2 separate regions of the Homo sapiens genome follow, and region 1 is linked to region 2. Evidence: chromatin loops called from intact Hi-C (ENCODE). Cell type or tissue: dorsolateral prefrontal cortex. All regions are shown on one strand.

Region 1 (8,000 bases), 350 kb after region 2:
GGGATTCAGTTTCCAATACATTCAAACCATAGCAGAGTCATTCACTGAAATATCACATTGGGTTGGCTCCCTCAGCATTGTCCCTATCCCCTCTCTTCCAGCAGAAGGCAAGCTTTGTCATGACTCACCTTGGGCATTTTGCCAGGCAGAAAGCGCAGACACTTCTAGTGAGACTCTACCTCTAGTCCATTCTAGAGGTGGAGCCAGGAGTTCTGGAGGTGGGAAAAGGGGTGAGAAGAACCACCCTAGAAAGCCTTGAGAGAAGATATCCATGGCCAACTTGGAGATGGGGAAGACGGTGGTGTGGCAAGACCTCAGAGAGGTATGGCTATAGGATTGCCAGGCTCTCAGAAGATTCCCCCACCCCAAAGGTGGAAGATGAACAGCTGAGCAGGAGACTTCAAAGAACTTGTAGGCAAGAACATGGGGGCCAGTTCCCTGTTAGTGTCTGGGCCTAGGTTAAGGCCCCAAGACTTTTGCACATCTCTGGTGGAGGAAGGTAAAGAGAATGAGTGCGGGTATCTGTTTCCTACTGTTATGTAACAAACCATCCCACTCATTTATTTTGCCCATAAATCTGCAGTTTGGGGTGGGCTCAGCAGCAACGGCTTATCTCTGCTCTACGCAATGTCAGGTGGTTCAATTGGAGGTTGGGGATCCATTTTCAAGATGGTGTACTCACACACCTAGCAAGTTGGCACTTGCTGCCAGCTGGGAGGTCAGCCAGAGCTGTGGAGGCCTTTGGTCCTCTCCATGAGGCTGCTCCACAGGTTGCTTGAGCTTCTTCATAATTTGGCTGCCGGTTTTGAAGAACAAAGACTCACTTAGAAGTGCATGGCATTTTGTGACCTAGCCTTAGAAGTCATATAGGATCACTTCCTTTGCATCCTATTAGTAGAAGCAGTCACCAAGGCCCTGGTTCAAGAGCAGGGTACATAGTCTCTTTCTTAACCAGGGGGTAACAAAATTCTAGAAGAGTTTTCAAGAAAGGAGATATTGTTGCAGCCATCTGTGAAAAATACAATCTGCCCCAAGCGAGTCCTCAGAATGACTGGAGGAGGGTTTCTCTGATGGGAGCTGAGAGTTCAAACTCAATTGATTGTTTTAAAAAATGGTATACAGTATGTATCACACAAGCATTTGTGCACAAATGAATAAGAAGTTCAGCAGTGGACAACTGGTCTTGAGTAGCTGGATGTCTTTTTTTTGTTTTTTTTTTAGATGGAGTCTCACTCTGTTGCTCAGGCTGGAGTGTGGTCGTGCGACCTCGGCTCACTGCAACCTCTGCCTCCCAGGTTCAAGTGATTCTCCTGCCTCAGCCTTGTGAGTAGCTGGAACTACAGGTGTGTGCCACCACGCCCAGCTAATTTTTTTGTGTTTTTAGTAAAGACTGGGTTTCACCATGTTAGCCAGGATGACCTCGATCTCCTGACCTCGTGATCCACCCACCTCGGCCTCCCATAATCCTGGGATTACAGGCGTGAGCCACCGCGCCTGGCCTAGTAAGTGGATGTCTTAAGATCTTTCTTCAAGAGTCCTCAGAATAGAGTTAGCACTTCCCTCCCTAAACCTGCACTGTTTCCTTAAAGTTACAAACTTAAAAATTGCACTCATTTAATCCTGATAGCAACAACCCAGTGAGGCACATACTATTATGAGGCCCATTCCCAAGATGTGGAAATGGAGCACTCAGATGCTAAAGTCATACAACTAACAAGTGATGGAGGAAAGTGAAGTTGCAGCTTATATATAGCTAACCCAATTTTCAGTTCCTGAAATTGAGCCCTAGGGGAAAGGCCCAAGTTGGGACCCAGTGAGCGCCCAACACTGAATCGCAAAAGCTCGCACTGGATCAAGGAGGTTCCCCAGGGCCTTGAAGGGACCCTGCTTCCTGCTTACAGAAAGAAGGCTGGCCCCAGAAAGCTGGGCTCCAGCACTTGCTTGGCATAACCCCGCCCTATCCTCTGTCCTCTTGCCGAGTCTCAGGCCAGGAAGTGGTTAATAGCACTTTCCCACACTTTCTGTTTCCATTTCTCTATTCCTGAACACAGTCATTCCTGCATTTGAATGGGCTCAGCAGGACCACCGACCTTTATTTTTTTCTCCAAAGCACTTAAAGGGGATTGGAACTCTAAGCCCATTATAGCTGGGTTGTAGCTGAGGACAGGGGCTGAGTTCCCACAGAAGACACTGAGCCATTGATTTGTTCCTGTCTCAGTCATTTCAGAAAGATCAGTGAGGCCCCTGCTCAAATCCTGCCCTGCCGCCTACTACATCTGAAGGTCCAGGGGTTACTCTTCAGGGGGCTTTTAGCCCCTGTACATTGCCATGTTGCCATAGCAACTACGACACTAATAATGGCAGCCACCGTTTTAAAAGTAAGCTGTAAAATAACTAATTTAAATATATTTAACTAATTTGATAACTAGCATTTGCGTAGCACTTTACATATTCTAAAGCTTATTTATATTTATCTTACAACTGTGGCACTTGGGTAAGTCTTTGAAACTATTAAATCATGTCCCCCCCTCCCCAAATTCCCTGTTCTACCCGTTTATTTTTCTTTTTAGGCATCAGCTTAAACCCATGGTAGGGTTATATACATCCCAATATATGTCATTTGTTTATAATAGATATGTATGTACTATTTTATTAGCCATTTTGCATAATATGAACTATGCACAAAGACAAATATTTTATTTTATTTATTATTATTATTATTATTATTATTTTTGAGACAGATTCTCACTCTGTCGCCCAGGCTGGAGTGCAGTGGTACAATCTTGGCTCATTGCAACCTCTGCCTCCTGGGTTGGAGCAATTCTCCTGCCTCAGCCTCCCAAGTAACTGGGATTACAGGTGTGTTTCACTCACGCCCAGCTAATTTTTTTGTATTTTTAGTAGAGACGGGGTTTCACCATGCTGGCCAGGCTGGTCTTGAATTCCTGACCTCAGGCAATCCACCCACCTCGGCCTCCCATAATGCTGGGATCACAGGTGTGAGTCACTGCGCCTGGCCAAAAAACAAAAATTTTAAATGATAATTATTTAAAATATTGTATATATATATCTATAAAATAAACAGAAAGCAGTCCTATTATTTTCTCCTTGAACCCCAGCGGATCACATTGGAGACCATCGGCCACGCCTTTAGGGAGGGATTTTTGGAAGAGCAAAGCAGAAGAAAGGGGACTACTCTGGGCAGCGCTTTTTCAGTCTCCAGATAGAAGCACACCTTGGAGCTGTTGCAGGTTCCTTTCCCAACCACCACACTGAAGCGAATATTGCAATAAAGTGAGACACACAAATTTTTTTGGTTTCCTAATGCATGTAAAAGTTATGTTTACCCTCCACCATAGTCTATTAAGTATGCAATAGCATGTCTAAAAAATGTGCATACCTTACTTAAAAACTGTTGATCCTGGCCAGGTGTGGAGGCTCATGCCTGTAATCCCAGCACTTTGGGAGGCCGAGGTGGATGGATTACCTGAGGTGTGGAGTATGAGACTAGCCTGGCCAACATGATGAAACTCTGTCTCTACTAAAAATACAAAAATTAGCTGGGTATGGTGGCGGGCGCCTGTAATCCCAACTACTCAGGAGGCTGAGGCACGAGAATTGGTTGAACCCAGGAGATAGAGGTTGCAGTGAACCGAGATCACACCACTGCACTCTGGGAAACAGGGCGAGAGATTCAGTCTCAAAAAAAAAAAAAATTGATCCAAAATTCTGACAAAAAGTGAGTGCATACTGTTGGAAAAATGGCACGGACAAATTTGCTCAGTTCAGTTGCCACAAACCTTCAATTTGTAAAAAACACGTTATCTGTAAAGCGTAATAAAAAGCAATGTATGCCTGCACTCATAAGCCCCTGAGATGGATGAGGAGGTGCTGCAGAAAGGGGAACTCTCACAGCTGTTCTTCGGTGGAGCTGCACTATATCAGTGGGGAGATCTTTCCCTGAATCAGGCCTGAGATCTAAAAGAACACACCTGTGGCCCAAGAAGCTGATGGTGTAGACGTTCTCTCCCTTATACAGTTGAGAAGGCCAAGGCTTAGTTGAGTTGAAAAAGTTTTGAATTTGTGGCCAGCATTTAAAAATTGGGGAATTTTATGTTGATTTTTAGATGTATAGGGATAGGGACATCTGAGCCTCCTGCTGTGCCTTCCAACGGGGCCACAGCGGATGGACCTGAGTTGTGGCTGACCTCTTTATTTGCGACATATGACCTCCAGCTGGCTACAGTCCCCACTGTGCCTATGGCTCATCTAGCCTGCTTCCCTCATTTTTGTGACCTGCCTGGTTCCCATGGGGAACTGAGTTTGCAATCCGGGGAGCAATACTGGCTGAATTCATGTTCATATTGAGAGCATTCTGAGTAGCTGGCAGGGCCACACAGACCTTAGCGGGAAGACAGGGACACCACTTTCCAGGATGATCCCTGTGAAAACTGCCATGTTTGCACTGCCCTCCTCTGTGAGACATGGTTTAGCTCAAGTCCTTGCTCTGGTAACTTTCCAACATGTGACTTTGGGCACATGTGACCTTCACCTCTCTGGGTTTGTTTCCTCACTGCTTACGCTGCAGGCAATGCACATACAATATTTGCTACTTTAGGGCTATGAGATGCACTAGTTAGTTGTGTCCAAGTCATTCCTTTTACCAACAGAAATGAAGAGAAAGAGGAGAAAAAAATAAATAAAACCAAAAACCTCATCACTCTTTTCTCCAAAATGAGCATTTATCGCCCTCTGGTGTCCACCACAGCGCTCAGTGCAGCCAATTAAGAGCGGCTTGAAGGCCGGGCGCAATGGCTCATGCCTGTAACCCCAGCATTTTGCGAGGTTGAGGCGGGCAGATCACCTGAGGTCAGGAGTTCAAGACCAGCCTGGGCAACATGGTGAAACCCTGTCTGTACTAAAAATACAAAAATTAGCCGGGTGTGGTGGCATGAGCCTGTAATCCCAGCTACTCGGGAGGCTGAGGCAGGAGAATTGCTTGAACCCAGGAGGTGGAGGTTGCAGTGAGCCGAGATCACCCCACTGCGCTCCAGCCCAAGAGACAGAGCAAAACTCCGTCTCAAAAAAAAAAAAAAAAAAAAATCAGCTGGCACGGTGCCTCACGCCCATAATCACAATCCCAGCACTTCGGGAGGCTGAGGAGGGCAGATCACCTGAAGTCAGGAGTTCAAGACCAGCCTGGCCAACATGGTGAAACGCCGTCCTTAGTGAAAATACAAAAATTAGCTTGGCGTGGTCATAGGTGCCTGTAATCTCAGCTACTTGGGAGGCTGAGGCAGGAGAATCGCTTGAATCTTGCAGACAGAGGTTTCAGTGAGCCGAGATCATACCACTGCACTCCAGCCTGGGTGACAGAGTGAGACTCTGTCTCAGAAAAAAAAAAAAAAAAAAAGTTGGGGGCTTGGAGATGAAAGACTTGGAGGCAGGGGAATAGGGGCTGCCCCATTCCTCATGGTCTCAGTTTAATCCCCCTGGCTGCAGGGCCAGGTGAGGGCAGACATGGAATTAGGTCTCTACGCCAAGTTTCAACTGCAGACACCCACCCAGCTCAGATAAGGACACTTTTGAGGCGTGGGATTTACAAGCCAATGAGACAGCTGGCCTAAAGTCACCGCATTTAATAATCATGATGAAATAACATTAAACACAGTAGGTATTAGTTATAAGCATGGCAAGTGAAATCTAGTTGTTTTTGCAGAAAAATTTTATTTAATGGCTCTTGCAAAGTCCCCTGAATTGTTGAGCATGGGGCTGGGGTTGGCTGGAGAGTCACAGCTTCTGTGAGGTTATACTGCAGTAACAAAGAACTCCCCAAATCTCATTGATTTATATCAACAAAGGCCCTATTCCCCACTTATGTTACATGGCCGCTAAAGATTGCTGTGGGTCACGTGAGACTCTGCTTCATGTGTCTTTGTTATTCCCAGATCCAAGATGGAAAATCCGTCCCTATTTAGGGTCTTCTCATGGGACAGAAAAGAAGAAGCAGTGGTCAAGCCGCTTGGTGGCTCTCAAAGCTCCTGCTTAGATGTGGTATCTGTCATTCTGCCTACATGCCATTTGTTAAGGCAAGTTATGAAGCTGAGCTCCATATCATGGGCAGAGAAGTGTCCTCCCAGAGGGAGTTGTTGCCAGTCACATGACAATGGGCGGGGCTGTCTAATCTTACAGGGATGGGAAGGGACTCATTGGAGAAAAGGAAAACCCATACCAGTTCCTCTAGCACTGATAGCTGGATTCTGGGGAGCAGAGCTACCAGGTACATCAGTTACAAAGACACTGAATGCCACAAATCATGCTTCATAGTAGCTCTCATTCAACTGTATTTCACTTCTGCATTTCACAAATTATTTATTGAGTGCCTCCTGTGTCCTGGATGATATTCTAGCACTGAGGATATAGCAGTCAATGCCTTTGCCCTCTTGAATATATATTTGGATACCTATTATATATAATATTTATAACATATTATATATAACTTATATGTAAATAAAAATATGTACATATTTGCCATCATGATTTGAAAAAATATTTACCCAAAATTTACTTTTAGTGTGTTCAAGTAGCTGTAACAAAATACTTTAGACTGGGCAATTTATTAACAGTAGAAATTTATTTCTCATGGTTCTGGAGTGTGGGAAGTCCAAGACTGAGGTACCAGCAGATTGGCATCTGGTGAGGGCCCACTCTTTGCTTCCAAGATGGCACCTTCTAGCTACATCCTCACATGACTGAAAGGGCTAACAAGCTCCTTGGGCCTCTTTTAAAAGGGTGCTGCTCCCATGCACAGAGGTGAAACCTTCATGACCAAATTATCTCCCAAAAGCCCTATCTCTTAATACCATTGCATTGGGGAGTAGGTTTCAACATATGAATTTCAGGGGACACAAACATTCAGACCATAGCACTGACTCATGAACAGAAAGCCTGCTCTAATGATTTCACACAAAAATGGAGGCTAGACCATTTGGGCTGTGGGTGGATACTGCAAGAAGACACGTGACTCTAAGTTGTATCTCAGTAGTTCTTCCGGGAGGTCTGCATCCAATGTTCACGGTGTAGTGTGTAACCACCACTATAGGCTCATTCTCTTTTCTCTTTTTTTTTTTTTTTTTTGAGACAGTCTCACTCTGTTGCCCAGGCTAGAGTGCAATGACACAATCTTGACTCACTGCAACCTCCACCTCTGGGGTTCAAGCTATTCTCCTGCCTCAGCCTCCTGAGTAGCTGGGATTACAGGTACCCATCACCACACCCGGCTAATTTTTGTATTTTTAGTAGAGACGGGGTTTCACCATGTTGGCCAGGCTGGTCTCAAACTCCTGACCTCAAGTGATCCGCCTGCCTCGGCCTTCCAAAATGCTGGGGTTACAGGCGTGAGCCACTGTGCCTGGCCTACCATAGGCTCATTCTCATTATTAGGTGTAACTGTTGCCTAAGAAAGAGGAAGAGCCTGTGGAGGAAGCAGATGAGCCAGGAGACCTGGGAAATTTAAGCACTCATAGAAATATTCAGCAATGAAAGAAATGCACTCGTGAGCCTCCATTTGGCCCTTGTGTGACTCTGCATACTGTGCATATTTTTTTCATGAATAAGAAAGTAAAGAATGGTTATAAAAGTGTTGTTGGTTCTGGAATACACCACCACATTTCCTGAGCACAACAGGTGTTTTCTAAAAACCTAGAGAAACAGATTAAGTGGTAGACAAAAAACCATCATCCACCAAAGAGTTCCTAAGCCGGCAGACACACAAACCCACTAATGACTCCATTGAGGGTTGGGTAATTAGGCGATTGGTGTTTCAGATGCTCTCTATTATGCAGAAGTCCTCAGTGGATTGTAATACTGTGTATGTTTGTATGATATTGGATAAATCGATTGGGATGTTTGGATAGGTTAGTATTATGTCCTAAATGCTTATGTCCCCTCTAATATTCACATATTAAAACTCTAACCTTTAGTGTGGCTGTTTTTGGAGA
Region 2 (8,000 bases):
CCTGGCATTTCCATTTGGCTGGTGATGGATGGCCATCCGCTTCCATTACATGGGTCCTCTATGAGGAGCCCCTCCCCACCCTCTGCCCTCTCACTGGAGCCACTGGCAGGTCCCCAGGCTGGCAAGGAGCAGCCTCAGAAATGGTTTCCATCCACGGCAATGAGCTGGAGCTGGCGTGCCCACCAGCCTCGGCCTGGACAGTGATAAATAATGGACGAAGCAGATCACAGGCCTCGTGTACTCTGTGTGCCCGTCACTCTGGGATGTGTGTGTGCCATCCAGGATGACTGCGCATGGCTTCCACGAGGTAATGCAGGTGCGGTGCTTCTCGCAAGACCGGCATGACATGAGAGCTGCTCAGATGGTTACTTAGAGCCCAGAGGAAGCACATCCTTCCCGAAGACAAGTGCTGGTGTGGGCGGCTCTGGAAAAATAGCAATAGCTACCTGCTGAGTCCTTGCTACCCAGACACTGCGGATCTTACATGGATCATCTCATCAAGCCCTCTCATCTAGTGAGACAGATGCTATTATCAGCAACACCCCCATTTTACTGAGAGCGGATTGTGGCTGAGAGGAACAGTACTCGGCCCAAGCTGGCATAGCTGGTGGGCAGTACCTCTGGGACTTCACCCCAAGAACTCTGATTGCAGAACACAGCCTCTCATCACCATGTTACCCTGGAAGCCACAGGAGCCCCGAGGTCTTATGGTTTCTACATGGCCTGCAAAGCCTCCTGAGGCTCAGCACCAATTCTTCTAGTTTCCCATTTATAGAGTGCTTAGGCATCCCACAAACACAGCCAAGCAAAACATGCATTTCCCACTGGATCATGAATGCAACACTATGGCTGGGAAGGAAGTATGATTATCCTCATTTTGTATATGAGGAATCTAAGGTTTAGAGTGGTTAAGTGACCAGCCCCAGGTCATACAGCCAGGAAATGACAGAGCAGGAGTTAGAGCCCGGGCTTTTCTGACTCCAAAGTCCATGCTCTTAGCCAAACCTCTGCTACCACCTCCTCTCTGTTCCTTGGCTCCGGGGCTGTTTACTGAGCACCTGCTCTGTGCCAGGCACTGTGCTAGGTATTGGCAAATAAATGCATACAAGGCAGACTCAGTCCCCATCTTCATGGAGTTTCCATTGAGCTGAAGCATCAGGAGATGAGATATAAGAATAAACCTGGGAAGCCGTGGACTGGAGGAAGTGGGCCTCCCCAAGCCCAAGGCCTGGGCATGACTTGAGTATGTGGGAGTGTGAATCCTGTGAACCAAAGTGCAAGGCTGAGGTGCCCATGGCAGTCACAATGCCACCTCTGCCAACTCGCCCTTCTCCAGCATGAAAATGTCCTCCTGCTTAAGACAGTTTACCAGTGTTAAAGTCCTTTGGGGAATTCCCCTGGACCCAGCCATTCCTGGGGCTTCCCCTCATCAAGGCCTTTCCCAGGGTTTGCATCCCATTTGCCTAAGGACACCTTTGTCAGCCATTCCTGATCCTCTAATTTGCATCACTTTCCTTAGGATGGAAAAATTAGCAAAGGGGAGGAAACTGCTATGTTGTCTAGTTGGGAACATTTCCAGGCTTTTCTAACCCATCTGCTTATAGGCAATGTCTGCTCACAGTTCCCATTTCTAATAAATATTTACCAAATTTACATACTGCATGTACAATTCAGCTCATTTATCTTTTTTGAATATACTCATCTCTTTTTGCTGTTCTTTTTTCCAGTTGAGCTTGCCTTCATTATAAAATATTTTTAAAATTAGAATTTTTAAATAAGTTGGCTTAAAAAAATCCTTGAAATACTCAAAGGTAAGCAAATGAGAAAAAGGGATGCCACAAATTTTCAATAGGAGGCTGAAATTGTCCTATTGCATGTGAGTGCTGTAATACTGATCAACACGAGTATTTGGGAAATGGACCTTTAGATAGATAAATTGATCATTAGGTGGTCTGGTCATTAGACTGATTGTCCCCAGGTCCTGTAGGACTTCAGTCTCAGAGCAGAGGGAAGGGGACAGTCAGCCCCATCTCAAGGCCTCCTTGCTTTGTGAACCTTTGAGCCAGGTTTCCTGGGCTGACTAAAGTCACTCTTTTGGCCCCTCTCAAGACAAGCCTTCTCTCCTTTCTGACAGGCTGAGAAAGCAGTGAAAGGCTTCTAGAAGGATCCCAGAAGCTGCCAGGGGTGAGGCTCCATGCCCTCTTCGGTTGGAACCACCACACAGTTAGGTCCAGGTTCAGCCGGGAAGGGAGAAGTGGTTTTTCTTATTTTTTAGGGCATAAACCTTTTTGAAAACCTTCCAGAAACTTTGGTGCCTTTCTCTGGAAACACTCACAGAACCCCCCCAACCCCCATGCACACAACACACATGCACACACAACACACATGTGCACACACAGGCACATGTGCACATGCATATATATGTGCACCCACGCACACATGACACCCATGCACATGTAACGCCCATGCACGTATAACACCCATGCATGCATAACACCCATGCACATACAACACCCATGCACGTGTACATATGCACAAAGCAATGCACACATGTACACACAAACACACACGATAGAACACAACATACATGCACATACAACACACGTGCACATACACACTGTACCCATACACATGAGTATGCACACAATCCATGTATACACAATACACATACACAGGACCTGACATAACATAACATTTTGCATATAATTTTAGGTAAATTTTGGAGTCCATTCCAGGCTATCCAGAGCCTGTGGATAGCCCTGGTCTGGGAGCCAGAAGACCTTGATCCAAGCGTCCTTTGCCTCTGACCCACACTGTGACCTCAGGCTTGTGTGGGCGGGGCCCTAGAGAGGGGAGGGCAAGCAGGGGAAGTGGAGAGAGAGACAGGGAAACGGGGAGGGAGAGATCAGGACAGGGACAAGGAAAGGGCGTAGGAATAAAAACAGAGATCAAGAGAAAGACAAGGCCAAGTGTGTGGTGCCCGCCTGGAATCCCAACACTCTGAGAGGCCGAGGCGGTGGATCATTTGAGCCCAGGAGTTCAAGACCAGCCTGAGCAACATGGTAAAACCCTGTTTCTACAAAAAATACAAAAATTAGCTGGGCGTGACAGTACGTGCCTGTGTTCCCAGCTACTCGGGGGGCTGAGGTGGGAGGATCACTTGAGGCTAGGAGGTTGAGGCTGCAGTGAGCTGAGATCACACTGCTGCACACCAGCTTGGGCCACAGACTGAGACCCTGTCTCGAAAAAAAAAAGGACAGAGATGGGGAGGACAGAGGCAGAGAGGAAAGGGAGCTACACAGAGATAGGCAGAAAGAAGGGGGACAAAGGGAGAGAGGCGGGGGTGGGGAGGGGAAGGGGAAGGATCTGCCATCAGGCCTTGTCGAAGGGCCCCCAGCCTGGCAGCCAGGATCACCTCTCTCGGGAGGATCGTGGACACATCTCCTACCCCTGGGCCTCAGTCCTGCCTCGCATAGCACGGGAGGGAGGACGTCCTGGGGCGGCTGGCAGGTTTGCAGGCAGCCACTTACTGGAGGAGACTAGAGCCGCTCCAGCCTGCTCCCAGCCAAGAACACCAGCCTGGCTTCCTGTCTTGGCTTCAGAGCCGAGCCCATTAACAATGAATGAGTCCCTGGGGGCCGAGGTGAGGAGGGGGAAAGGGAGGCTGGGTCTGTTCTGGGACCCATATCCAAGCTCCTTTTAAAGTCCCCTCGGGCTCCCCAGCCAAGACTTCTGCGAGCACCGTGACAAGCTGTAGAGAATTGTCCACCAGGGGGCGCTCAAAGTTTTTCTTTGTTTCTCTTCAAATGAAGTCTGCAGTGTTTGCGCTGTTGAAGGACAAATAGGCCCAAGGCTCCTTGTCACTCATTTCGCAGCTGACTTCACTTCCTTTGGATGGGGAGCATCTCACCGGGACACAAATGGGGCCGTGCAGTGTGCTCTCGTCTGGGGAGGAGGTATGGTGCCAGGTCTCTCCTCCCAGCACTGCTGGTGCTGGCTTATCTACAGAACCTTGCAAGGGAGCCCCCCAGCCAACCAGCCCAGTTCTCCCTGTCATTTAACTCCGCCCACGAATTCGCCCATGAGGAGCATCCGCAAGCTTACCCAGACACACCCACGCTTCTCTAAACAGGGCTGTTTTTAACTTACCCTGTAGCGGGACTGGGCTCAGCCCAGAAGTTCTCCAAGTCCAGGACCTCTTAGAGAAGACCCATCCACCCAGCACAGGAAAGCAGGCGGAGGCCCCAAGCGCCACCACCCATGGGAATCCAGGAGACTCGAGAACGAGAAGACCCACTGCTTGTCTGGTTTGGCTGTGATCTATAGCTGAGCTGGTCGGCCCCCTCGTTTAACAAGAAGACATGGCTGCTCTGGGAGGTTGGGGAACTAGATGGGAGGCACACCCTTAGGGGATGGAGCAGGGAGTACCCTCAAACCAGGCCTGCCCACTGCCCAGCTCATCCGCACGGCTCGGCTGCCTCCCCTGTGCCTGTCTGTGAGGGAAGGGACCATCACTCCTGGTCCCCGACATATCTTCAGCACCCAGTGAACTACATGCGCATGATAGGAGTTCAAGGGCTACTTACTTGATGAATAAGAAACCTTCAGAGGCCATATCATACCGTTTCAGAATTGCATATCTACAAGGGGAAGGCCTCATCCACTAGGCATCTTAGCGATGTTACTAAGGAGTTATATATTAGAGTTTTTAATAGCAAGCAAGTGGAAAAACATCAAGGTCAATGTCAGTGCTCTCAGCTGACCATGCCTTGGAGAAACCTGGTTGTTCAGACCTGGATGCCAAGGCCCCCGCCATCTGGGCCAGCTCACCCACTGCAGGCACGGGCCCACTGCAAAAGCAGGCTCTGGAAGCTGGGGCCACCAAGGCAGATGGAAAAGGCTGGGGACCGCCCCACCCCTGGAGGTGGACCTATGTGGCACAAACCTTATTCTGAGTTTCCTGGCATGCGGACACAGACTAGGTGTGTGTTAAGCCAAGGGTCCTGGATTGACTGCAGGAAAGCAGCAAAATGAAGTGGGAGAGAGGAAGGGCTACCCCAGGGAGAAAACAGGTCCCAAAGGCATGGGAAGAGGCAGCCTGAGGCACTGCAGGGGCCCTGACCTAGCGTCTGTATCATCCCCTCTGCTGCCAACTCCATGGGACTCTGGGCAAGTTGCTGAATGTCTCAGGGTTTCAGGACCATTGACTACCAAATGAGTGGGGTCAGACGTGCTCATCTCCATGATCCCTTCTGCTTTGACAGCCCGCCCCAGTTTGGGAAGCACTGGTCTGAATGGAAGCCAGGCAGGGCCTGGGAGTCTGCAGCCAATCCCTGACACCCCTCAGAGCACCCATGGATGGGGTGGGGGCTGGGGTACTCACAAATAGCAGCAGACACTTGTTCTCACGGACGGCCCCGCAGCAGCCCAGGAAGCCGAGCAGAAAGAGCAGGCCCCCCATGGCCAGGAGGATGTAGGCGCCCGTGAGGAGCAGAGGATTGGCAGCCACGATCTCCCGGAAGCCGGTGGGGTCCACCATGACCCAGATGCCGATGGCCAGCAGGCAGGCCCCGCCCAGCTGCTCGGGCCAGTGGAGGAGTTGGGAGGAGAAACAGGCAGAAAGGGAGGTTAGGCACTTCTGACCCACCACTCCCCTGAGCCAGCCCCAGGGTCAGAGGCATCAAGCACTAGGTGAGCCAGGCAGGAATTCACCTGCGGCGAGAGCCAGTGAGTCCCAGCCGCACCTTGAATTGCTTTTAATTTTTCTAGCTGCCGTGACCTTAAGTGCAACACGCATCCTCTAAATCCAATTTCCGACCCAAGCCCCACCTCGGGCTGTATCACATAAAGGCTATTTGCCAATTTTATCTTCTCTTGAAATGTCAGACCTGTAGGATTAGGAGGTCATCTAGTCCAACCCTCTGATTCCATACAGAGGGAACCAACAACTTGCTGAAGGTCACACAGCAAGTTCATGGCAGAGTCAGAGTTTGGTCGCAGGCCCCCTGACTCCAGCCTCAACACCCTAAACAAAGGTCCATGAACATGCTCTGAGTCAGCCCTATGCTGTGTTTGCACCACCCATGCTAGGGGCTGGGAAGACACAGACCAAGTCATCGTCATTGTCCCCCATGGGACTCTCAGTGAGGTTCCAACTTGAGAGTGGGCTCCCCACTCTCAAATCCATAGCTCAAAAGATTTCTTATTTATGTCTCCATCAACATGGGCTCTCTATGCCTTATTTATCTTTGGAAAGAGGCAGCGTAGTCTAGAGAGAGAGCTGTGCCACTTATTAGTTGTGTGACCCTAGGCAAGTGTCAAAATCTGTCTGAGCCTTTTAGCTTCCTTGTGGTCAAAAGAAGACTCAAACACCTTCATCCTAAGGCAGCCCTAAGGAAGAAAGGATAGAAGGCGTTTAGCAGATTTCAATAAATATCTGCTCCATTTTTCTTTTTCTTTCTTTCTTTCTTTCTTTCTTTCTTTCTTTCTTTCTTTCTTTCTTTCTTTCTTTCTCCTTTCTCTCTCTCTCTCTCTCTCTTTCTTTCTTTTTTGAGACAGTCTTGCTCTGCTACCCAGGCTGGAGTGCAGTGGCGGGATCACATCTCACTGCAGCCTTGACCTCCTGGGCCCAAGTCATCCTCTACCTCAGCCTCCCAAGTAACTGGGACTACAGGCACATGCCACTACACCCGGCTAATTTTTGTATTTTTCTATAGAGACTGAATTTTGCCATGTTGCCCAGGCTGGTCTCAAACTCCTGGGCTCAAGTGATCCTCCTGCCTTGGCCTCCCAAAATGTTGGGATTACAGGTGTGAGCCACTGCGCCCAGCCTATTCCATTTTTCTTGGGCACAGATAAGTATTAGAAGCAGATCTGTTGTGGGAAGAACCAAAGTTTGGCACCATGGGATTTGCGGGCTGTAAAGTATTTGAAATCCCTTTGTGTGGTGGGAGGACCGGAGGCCCAAGAGGCCTGTGTGAGGGTTGACAGCTGGGCGACAGGAAAACTGCTGGGCTTTGGCTTGGCTGAGCAGGACTGCAAGCTGAAGAGAGCTGATGGCTTTGGGCAAGGGGCATTTGTAGGCGACCTTAGGGCAGGAGTCCAGTGGAGAGGCCTGAAGGACCCAGCAGGGGAAAGAGAAGGAAAGACTTAACAGGCATGGCCAGCGACAGGGTTTCCATTTTTGCCATCTGCTGTGCAGTGTCTCTCTCCTTTTTTTTTTTTTTCTGAGACGGAGTTTCACTCTGTTGCCCAGGCTGGAGTGCAGTGGCACGATCTCGGCTCACCACAACCTCTGCCTCGCAGGTACAAACGATTCTCCTGCCTCAGCCTCCCGAGTAGCTGGGATTACAGGCACCCGCTACCACGCATGGCTACTTTTTGTATTTTTAGTAGAGATGGGGTTTCAACATGTTGGCCAGGTTGGTCTCGAACTCCTGACCTCAGGTGATCCACCCGCCTCTGCCTCCCAAAGTGCTGGGATTACAGATGTGAGCCACTGCACCCAGCCTGTGTCTCTCTCGTTGGTCTCCCGCACAACCTCCAGGAAAATCTGTGCCTCCTTATTGCTGTTGGAGATTTGGGGATTCAGCAACTGCATGCTAAACACTTCAAGGAGGGCCCAGCTCCATTTCGGGTGGGAACACTGGGGCTGGAGGAAGGATGAGCTGGCTCAGGGTCACCCGGCTTGGAAGGTGGTGACCTTGGGTCTAGAATTCAAGTCTGCAAGGCTTGAGGCTTTTTAGGATTATAAGGCAGGGAAGAGAAGCTAAGAGAGTTGCTGAAGTGTATATTTTTTAAAAAGACACAAAGATATAGAGGTAGAGATAGAGAGGGAAAGATAGACACTGAGAGAGACAGACGGTCAGTCCTGGCCAGAAAGAGGACCCCTCTTTCAAGAGCCTGCCCTGAAGGACATGAGTGGAGGTTTATTCACCCAGGTCTTGGCTGTACTAAGATCAAAGCCTGAGGCTGGACCAGGAAAGCCTGTGGGGGCCCAA

Evidence for each region. A loop is a pair of places that touch in the nucleus more often than their neighbours do. Peaks named below come from ENCODE experiments on the same cell type or tissue, not always from the same donor. Only the 100,000 strongest peaks of a DNase experiment are listed, where the experiment ranks them.
Region 1: a loop joins it to region 2, with 7 times the contacts of the local background. A loop is called at or near these places in 95 of 110 quality-filtered maps.

The regions. Positions count from the first base shown.
Region 1 is chr11:44,553,584-44,561,583 of GRCh38, reverse strand. No RefSeq gene overlaps it. Among named protein-coding and RNA genes, the nearest start is that of CD82, 8.1 kb to the left of the region's middle. RefSeq lists an enhancer at 1,785-2,421 and a silencer at 4,830-4,879. In dorsolateral prefrontal cortex, CTCF peaks have their summits at 4,526 and 4,741 (motif pointing left); DNase peaks (open chromatin) are centred at 4,457 and 4,783.
Region 2 is chr11:44,907,283-44,915,282 of GRCh38, reverse strand. It overlaps TSPAN18 (tetraspanin 18), which reads right to left. Exons shown (of 10, transcript NM_130783.5): 5 at 5,384-5,578. Among named protein-coding and RNA genes, the nearest start is that of TP53I11, 40 kb to the left of the region's middle. RefSeq lists an enhancer at 3,420-4,276. In dorsolateral prefrontal cortex, CTCF peaks have their summits at 3,565 and 3,772 (motif pointing right); DNase peaks (open chromatin) are centred at 3,762 and 4,169; H3K4me3 peaks cover 622 bases; H3K27ac peaks cover 300 bases; H3K27me3 peaks cover 109 bases.